2 separate regions of the Homo sapiens genome follow, and region 1 is linked to region 2. A link is a contact called in ENCODE Hi-C or POLR2A ChIA-PET data. All regions are on one chromosome and are shown on one strand. The core of a region is the stretch at or near the end of the contact, and the rest is flanking DNA. Distances in the headings are between cores, read along the strand shown. Region 1 overlaps ABTB3 (ankyrin repeat and BTB domain containing 3). Region 2 overlaps C12orf75 (chromosome 12 open reading frame 75).

Evidence for each region. A loop is a pair of places that touch in the nucleus more often than their neighbours do. ChIA-PET counts read pairs that join two places held with the same protein, here RNA polymerase II (POLR2A).
Region 1: a loop to region 2 is called in a map of vagina, with 37 times the contacts of the local background. The contact joins two enhancer-like sites. A Hi-C loop is called at or near these places in 1 of 168 maps with a recorded cell type or tissue (vagina). POLR2A ChIA-PET finds 5 or more read pairs at or near these places in 1 of 52 experiments (activated CD4-positive, alpha-beta T cell).

What each region holds. Positions count from the first base shown.
Region 1 is chr12:107,514,244-107,518,286 of GRCh38, forward strand. All of the region lies in intron 1 of ABTB3 (ankyrin repeat and BTB domain containing 3), which reads left to right. Among named protein-coding and RNA genes, the nearest start is that of PWP1, 170 kb to the right of the region's middle. RefSeq lists an enhancer at 1,249-1,543. Within about 2 kb of position 1,333, at least 8 of the 41 ENCODE cell types and tissues checked have a DNase peak (open chromatin) inside an H3K27ac peak, as active enhancers do.
Region 2 is chr12:105,356,216-105,360,454 of GRCh38, forward strand. All of the region lies in intron 2 of C12orf75 (chromosome 12 open reading frame 75), which reads left to right. Among named protein-coding and RNA genes, the nearest start is that of C12orf75, 28 kb to the left of the region's middle. RefSeq lists a silencer at 1,421-1,490. Within about 2 kb of position 1,861, at least 3 of the 41 ENCODE cell types and tissues checked have a DNase peak (open chromatin) inside an H3K27ac peak, as active enhancers do.

The DNA.
Region 1 (4,043 bases), core at 83-2,582, 2.2 Mb after region 2:
CCCAGAGCAGAGAAACCTTGAATAAATGGGAATGTGGACAATCAAAGGCATTAGTTTGCCCTTTTTTAGGACCCATAAACCCTTTGGAGAATTTGAATGAACTCCCCCCTTAGACAAATGCACAACACACTCAAAGTAACAGAATTTCAGGGAGACCGTGACCCTCCAGCCCACTGTGGATCCTGGCTTATGTTCATTTGCTCTCCAGGGAAATTATTTCCTTTAGGTCCACTCAAACTCATATTTGAACCTCAGTTCCCTCTGTATCTAAACTTGGGTCTTCATCACCAGGCCACGGCTGCCCTTGACCCCAATAGTGGAAATTGATGAGTAGTCCAAAACTCAGGCCTGCATCTGACACTAAAACATGATGCTAGGACCTTCTCCCTGACCAAGCATATTTTTACATGAAAAATAAATAAATAACTTCAGTTTACCTGTATACCCCATGTAGAGTCTCCAATGAGGAAAAAGAAAATTAAACCCTGGTATATAATCTTTGTGTAATAGATCAATTATAGATTTCCCTAATCTCTATAATCTAACTCTCAAAGCTTCTTTGAATAATTATATTTCCATATTTAAATTTCATAATCCTCTAAAAGAAGGAGAAATAATTCCAAGGGAAATTGTTGATTCTTTTAATAAGGGACAAAGTAGTCGAAAGCTGGGTTAGTGCACGTTAACTGACTTTCCTCTCAGTTAACATATGTTGGGAACCTACTGTTTGCTTAGCACATGCAAAATACTTTGATACACATGATCTCATTTCGCTCTCATACCTCACTCCCATCCCCAGAAGTCCGATGAGGAAAACAAGGTCATTACTATCACCCCCATTTCACAGAAGAGGAAACTGAGGTCCAGAGAGATTCTATGACCTGCCGAAAGTCAAACACAGTGAGAAGTGGCAGAGCTAAGACTGAAGCTCTGGATTCCAGTCTCCAAGTCCCATTTGCTCAGGCCTCCAAGTCCCAGTTGCTCAATATGTGAAGCAACATTTTAAAACAAAGATCTGGGTTGTTGACTTGCTGCAAATAGTGCAAATACTAAGAAAGCAATCCCGTTGAGAATATGTGAGTCATCTGTACTATTAATTAGACAACCTTCTCCCCAACATTCAGGGCCCAGGTCTCGAGTCTCCTTTGCTGTGAAGTCCCCTCTGACCATCATCCCCTTTCCCTAACTAGAGGGTCTCCTTACCCTGAAAATTGGGTCACATGTTGGAGTGGGTCATGATTATATGGCACTTTTTGCAGTGAACTCTTTAAGGGGTGGTAAGTTCCTGAATTAGTCAGAGACACCAGGACCATCAGATGAGGAATTGGCCCAAGATTCATTGCCGTGGCAACAGCTACTTGACTTAGCCTCTGACTTAATGTCTTGGCAGGTGGGCAAACCAGAGGAAGTAAGGATGACTCAGTGTGTTCCTGCCTGAGCTGAACAGGAGAATGACATGGCTGTCAAGGGAGAGGCAGGAGGCTGGGCTTGGATGGTGAGCATTTCTGGGAAGGTCTTTTCTTCCCTGAAAGCTGAGGGTTCCTAAAGTACAGCACTAGGTAGTGCCCAGGAAATGGTGAATCTGTGTCATAGCCCACAGTGTTTTCAGACTGCCCATGTCGACCCATTAGTGGATCATGATGTCACTTTTGTTGCTGCAGTCAGCATTTTTTATTACTAAGATGGAAGAGAAGTGAAAAGGAAAACAAATGAGAGTGCCTCACATGTAGTAAGGGTCACTGTTATTTTCCATTAATATTTTAATGGAAATTATGAAGAGTGTGTGTGTGCATGTGTGTGTGTGTGTGTGTGCGCACACACACACCAGGCTGTGATATAAAATATATTCTTACTCTGAGTCACAGTCAAAAATATTTGAAAAAAACAAGATTGGATTAGAGTCTTAGAAGAAAATCCATTGACTAATTTCCTGATTATGGAAACATTAAAATCTAATGGTCATCTGTATCATTCATCCATTATTCTTTTTTTTTTTATTTTTTTGGAGACAGAGTCTCACTGTGTCACCCAGGCTGGAGTGCAGTGACATGATCTCAGCTCACTGCAACCTCCGCCTCCCGAGTTCAAGTGATTTTCCTGCCTCAGCTTCCTGAGTAGCTGGGATTACAGGCACCCACCACCACAGCCAGCTAATTTTTTGTATTTTTAGTAGAGACGGGGTTTCACCATGTTAACTAGGCTGGTCTTGAACTCCTGACCTCAGGTGATCCGCCCACCTCGGCCTCCCAAAGTGCTGGGATTACAGGCGTGAGACACCACACCCGGCCCTGTTATTCATTATTCATTATTTATTTATCCAAAAAGTCATCTACTAGGGTTCCCTACCCCGTTGTCTCACCCTCTGTTAGATGTGAAGGTGAAATATTTAGGAGAAAGTGAGTAGCTCAGTGTGTCTGGAGCCACCAATCAGGCAGTGGGGACGAGAGCAGGAGTGTGAAAGGCCCACCTTACAAAGGTGCCCATCTTCAAAGGAGGAGCCTTTGCTGAGGCCTTGTGGTTCAGGCAGGGTGAGGAGTGGACTTTAACTTCTGGTCTTGGCATTCTGTCTCCCCTCACCTGCTAGTTGGTTTAAATTATTTAACACTTGTCTATTGACACTATTTTATTTCCAGATTATTTTGTCCATGCCAGTGTCATCTCTTCAGTTTTAAATGACTTGAATATGTCCTCTTCTTTTGCATCTCCAAAAAGCTGGGCAGGTATTGCCTAGGTTTTCTTCTAGGGTTTTTATGGTTTTAGGTCTAATATTTAAGTCTTTAATCCATCTGGAATTAATTTTTGTATAAGGTGTAAAGGGATCCAGTTTCAACTTTCTACATATAGCTAGCCAGTTTTCCCAGCACCATTTGTTAAATAGGGAATCCTTTCCCCATTTCTTGTTTTTGTCAGGTTTGTCAAAGATCAGATGGTTGTAGATGTGTGGTATTATTTCTGAGGGCTCTGTTCTGTTCCATTGGTCTATATCTCTGTTTTGGTACCAGTACCATGCTGTTTTGGTTACTGTAGCCTTGTAGTATAGCTTGAAGTCAGGTAGCGTGATGCCTCCAGCTTTGTTCTTTTGGCTTAGGATTGACTTGGCAATGCGGGCTCTTTTTTGTTTCCATATGAAATTTAAAGTAGTGTTTTCCAATTCTGTGAAGAAAGTCATTGGTAGCTTGATGGGGATGGCATTGAATCTATAAATTACCTTGGGCAGTATGGCCATTTTCACGATATTGATTCTTCCTATCCATGAGCTTGGAATGTTCTTCCATTTGTTTGTATCCTCTTTTATTTTGTTGAGCAATGGTTTGTAGTTCTCCTTGAAGAGGTCCTTCACATTCCTTGTAAGTTGGATTCCTAGGTATTTTATTCTCTTTGAAACAGTTGTGAATGGGAGTTCACTCATGATTTGGCTCTCTGTTTGTCTGTTATTGGTGTTATTGGTGTATAGGAATAGGCAAGGACTTCATGTCTAAAACACCAAAAGCAATGGCAACAAAAGCCAAAATTGACAAATGGGATCTAATTAAACTAAAGAGCTTCTGCACAGCAAAAGAAACTACCATCAGAGTGAACAGGCAAACTACAGAATGGGAGAAAATTTTTGCAATCTACTCATCTGACAAAGGGCTAATATCCAGAATCTACAAAGAACATGAACAAATTTACAAGAAAAAAACAAACAACTCCATCAACAAGTGGGCAAAGGATATGAACAGACACTTCTCAAAAGAAGACATTTATGCAGCCGACACATGAAAAAATGCTCATCATCACTGGCCATCAGAGAAATGCAAATCGAAACCACAGTGGGATACCATCTCATACCAGTTAGAATGGCGATCATTAAAAAGTGAGGAAACAACAGGTGCTGGAGAGGATGTGGAGAAATAGGAACATTTTTACACTGTTGGTGGGACTGTAAACTAGTTCAACCATTGTGGAAGACAGTGTGGCGATTCCTCAGGGATCTAGAACTAGAAATACCATTTGACCCAGCCATCCCATTACTGGGTATATACCCAAAGGATTATAAATCA
Region 2 (4,239 bases), core at 611-3,110:
AATTAAATAATTATATTTTATCTGGAGAATTGTAGTGTAGATGGAAGTAAACACAATCAATTAATAAACCTATTCCAGAAGGTTATCATGAATGGTAACTAGAAACAGATCAGGAGAGCCATGGTCTCCAGGGTTTCCATATTCAATTTTTACTGTTTACGAGTCAAAGTAAGTTTAGCCTCTTTAGTGACACTGCAAATAGGGAAAAAGAAAAGACTACAGGCTTTTTTTTTTTTTTTTTTTTTGCTTTTTAGATCATCTCTAATAAGAATAGCTGTATATTTAGAACATTTTTCTTGATGAATAAGTAAAAAATAAATCATTTCTTTGCCACATAACTTTGTTAGTTCTAGAAGCCTAAGGGAAGTGAGAACTTTCTGAATTTTCAGGTAAGTTGTAGCAAGGATGACTTGGGAGCTGCTGTTTCAAATGGCTGGCTGCTATCTCATATTTGTCATCTGTATTTGTCCTTGATCATGACATGGTTCCATTATTTCACTGTTAAAATCTTTAGGTCACTTGGGATAGCTATTTTATACAACCCAGAAACTAAGTAAATGTAATGATGAAAGATTTTGACTACCATATATTACTGAGGAAGAAAAAGATTCATATTTTATGTATTAACTTTGAATAAGGTTTCACTTAATGAAAGTGATAGTTATTGGTAAGATAAATCATAGTAATTTAAAATGATTGTAAGGTTGAGGTGTTCCATGCAGATATTTGGTTTTAAATAGGCATGCAAAAAATACATTAATTTAAAAAAAGGCCAGGTAGGCGAAAGCCCACCCACCCCAAAGAGCAGCCACAGAGACATGGTCGTTTTGGAGGCAGCCCACCTTCCAGAACCCCGACCTACAAGAAGACAGAGCTTATTTATGATTAGAGAGACATTCAATGTCTCCAGTTCATTCAGAAAAAGTCTGTGACCCTAGTATAAAACAGAAGGATGCATAACTACCTAGAGAATCTGGATCAGCACTGCTATTCACCCTGAGAAGGGTAAGAAGAGCACCTGGCTGGTTTTAGTAAGTTCACAGGAAGTGAGCTAGAAGTGGAATTAATAGAAACTCTGAGACAGAGGAAACCCGAAGCCATCCATCTGTAATCTTAGTTGCAGTGGTTGCCTTTGGTCAGTTGCTTTTTTTTCTTTTCTTCTTTCTTTTTCTTGCATGCCGAGTGTCAAGCCAACTTTGATAAGGTACATATCACTAAACAGTATCTTACTCTACAAGAGTGAGTCATGTTTAAACCATCAACTGAGGATTTATCTTTTCAACAATCCCAAAAGACGTTGAAAGTGGGGAGAATATGAGTTACGGGGGTCACCTTGAATAACACTTGTTTCTGCAAACAGTTTTATTAATGCTATGACTGAAAGTCTGACTCAGAGCCCTGTAAGTGTGTGACCTTAGGCTAGGAGATGATTATGATACTCAACGGGTGGCTTGAACCTCGACTCATTCTTTCTCCTTGATCACCTGTTCTTTGATAAAAGAAGCTACATTTTTTTGCTAACAAAAGGAGACCTGATTTTAGTTGAATGCCCAATGTATTTTCTGTGTGTGTGTGTGTGTGTGTGTGTGTGTGAGAGAGAGAGAGAGAGAGAGAGGAGAGAGAGAGAGACAGACAGACAGACAGACAGACACAGGGTCTTGCTCTGTTGCCCAGGCTGGAGTGCAGTGGTGCGATCATGACTCACTGTAACCTCGACCTCCCAGGCTCAGGCAGTCTTCCCATTTCAGCCTCCTGAGTAGCTGGGACTACAGGTGCAAGCCAGCATGCTTGGCTATTTTATTTTGTATTTTTTGAAGAAACAGGGTCTCCCTTTGTTGCCCCAGCTGATCTTGAACTCCTGGGCTCAAGATATCTGTCTGCCTTGGCTGCCTGAATTGCTGAGATTACAGATGTGAGTCACTGCGCTGGGCTCAGTGTATTTTTTAAACCTGGTCCAAATTGGTGAATACATGTTCTATGGTTCTTAGGGAACGTTCCTGTGGTTTAAAAGGTTTTATAGCTGGGCATGGTGGCACGTGTTTGTAGTCCCAGCCACTCAGGAGGCTAAGGTGGGAGGATCACTTGAGCTGAGGAGTTCGAGACCAGTCTAGGCAACATAGTGAGACTCCATCTCTACAAAACCAAAAAACATATATGTTAGCCAGGTGCGGGGTGTGCGCCTGTGGTGCCAGCTGCTAGGGAGGCCGAGATGGGAGCATCGCTTGAGCCTGAGAGGTTGAGGCTACAGTGAGCTATGATTGTGCCACTGCTCTCCAGCCTAGGCTATGGAGCAAGACCCTGTCTCAGAAAAAAACCAAAACAATAATAATAAATAAATACAGGGTTTTCCTGATAAGATGGTATTTGAGGTTATGATTAAAAAATATTTCAGTCTTACATTTTTTCAAATGTTGCATTACTTTCCACAAATTTTTCAAATGGTATAGATGAGGAGAAACAAAACATTGTCTTGATACCAGAGAAAGCAATTTACCGATAGGTTTTCAGTCATGCTTACCCTGGAAAAACAAGCTTATTACACAAGTTTATTCTTTAGAGTAGTGGCTCGTGTGCAACTAGAAAATGGAATCACTGCTCAGTAAATTAATGTAAATCCTTTAGTACTGGCTTCCTCCAGCACTCTTTGGACTCCAGAAGTCAGTCTTCCTTCTAAGATTGGCTCTGGGCACAGCTGTAAAGCGGATGATGTTTCGACCAAACCCCAGCACTTGGTTCCAGTCCCTTCCCTTGGGTCTTCCTTCCCCTTTCACTTCTCTAATGGACTTAATGTCTAGCATAGCTCCCCTAGCAAGAGCAGGATTTGTCTTGATGTGCCACGTACTTATTTCCAGATTTCCCTTGATCCCTTGGTAATTTGGGCTAGTTTCTCTTCCCCTGCGTCGGCACCAACGTTTGACTCCATGGTTGTGAAATTGAAGAAGTCGTGATAAGCTTCAATGCTTGGGGCCAGGCCAGAAGTGGTGGGAGGCAAACTGGTAGAATTCACCTTTTACTTTTTATTTTTAGGTGATTTGGTTTATGGCACCTGATCCCTTATCTCCTCTAACTCTGCATTTTGGTTCTCTTGGTATAAGCCTTATCTTCAAGGTTTCTTCCCCATTTATAGTAGATTAAGGGGTACTCTTGTTGCCCCTAAGTTGCTTCTCTCCCATTTTCCAGTTTTTAGTGCGTTGGCTTGTGGGCGTCTGGGCATTGCTTCCTGAATTGTGCCCTCCACCCCAGGAGGCTATTATTTAGCAGTGGATTATTACTGGCTGGGCGCAGTGGCTCACACCTGTAATCTCAGCACTTTGGGAGGGCAAGGCGGGTGGATCACTTGGGGTCAGGAGTTCAAGACCAGCCTGGCCAACATGGTGAGACCCCGTCTGTACTAAAAATACAAAAATTACTCAGGCGTGGTGGTGTGTGCCTATAGTCCCAGGTATTTGGGAGGCTGAGGTAGGAGAATCGTTTGAACCCAGGAGGCAGAGGTTCCAGTGAACTGAGATCACACCACTGCACTCCAGTTGGGGCAAAAGAGCCAGACTCCTTCTCCAGAAAAAAAAAAAAAAAAAAAGATTACGATTATACCATGAGAGATTTATCCTGGTTGCTGTATGTCCATTTGCTCCTTTTCTACGGGAGCAAGATTATGTTTAAACTGAGTTTGTAGAGATGTTTGGACCAATTAACTCCCAAAGAGTGTGATCAAGTGCAGCAGGACAGTTTGACCTCTTTTCTAGTTTCAGCCACCGTGAATTGGCCTTGTCTTCACTTTGTTTATCTCCTCCAGCACAGAATAATTCAATCTCCAGGCCCTGATCTCTGAGGGAAGATTCTAGAGGGTGAAGTCATCTCATTCCTTGCTCTTACTGATCTGCATTAGGACTGACTGCAGAAACTAGGGCCTTGCTGCCTCCTTCTGAAGACCTTCTGGGCCCTATCACTGGCTGCTATTCTCACAAGGCTGGGGAGGGTGTGGCTCTGTGTTCTGCTCTCCCTCCCCATTTCTTTCTCTGGTTTGGGGGACAAATTTTGCAGTCCATCAGCAATCACGGCTGCAGAGCATGCAGTGGTCACTGCCCTACAACTGGAGCTGTAGTGACCAGAAAAGAAAATAATCACATCCTTGGTGAAGAACGGAGTGGCTCATCCAGGAGCTTATGTGGCTGTGGATGTTCTGGCCTGAGCATGGCCATTTCCAGCAAGACATTCTGGATCCTCAGGGCTGAAGAAGGA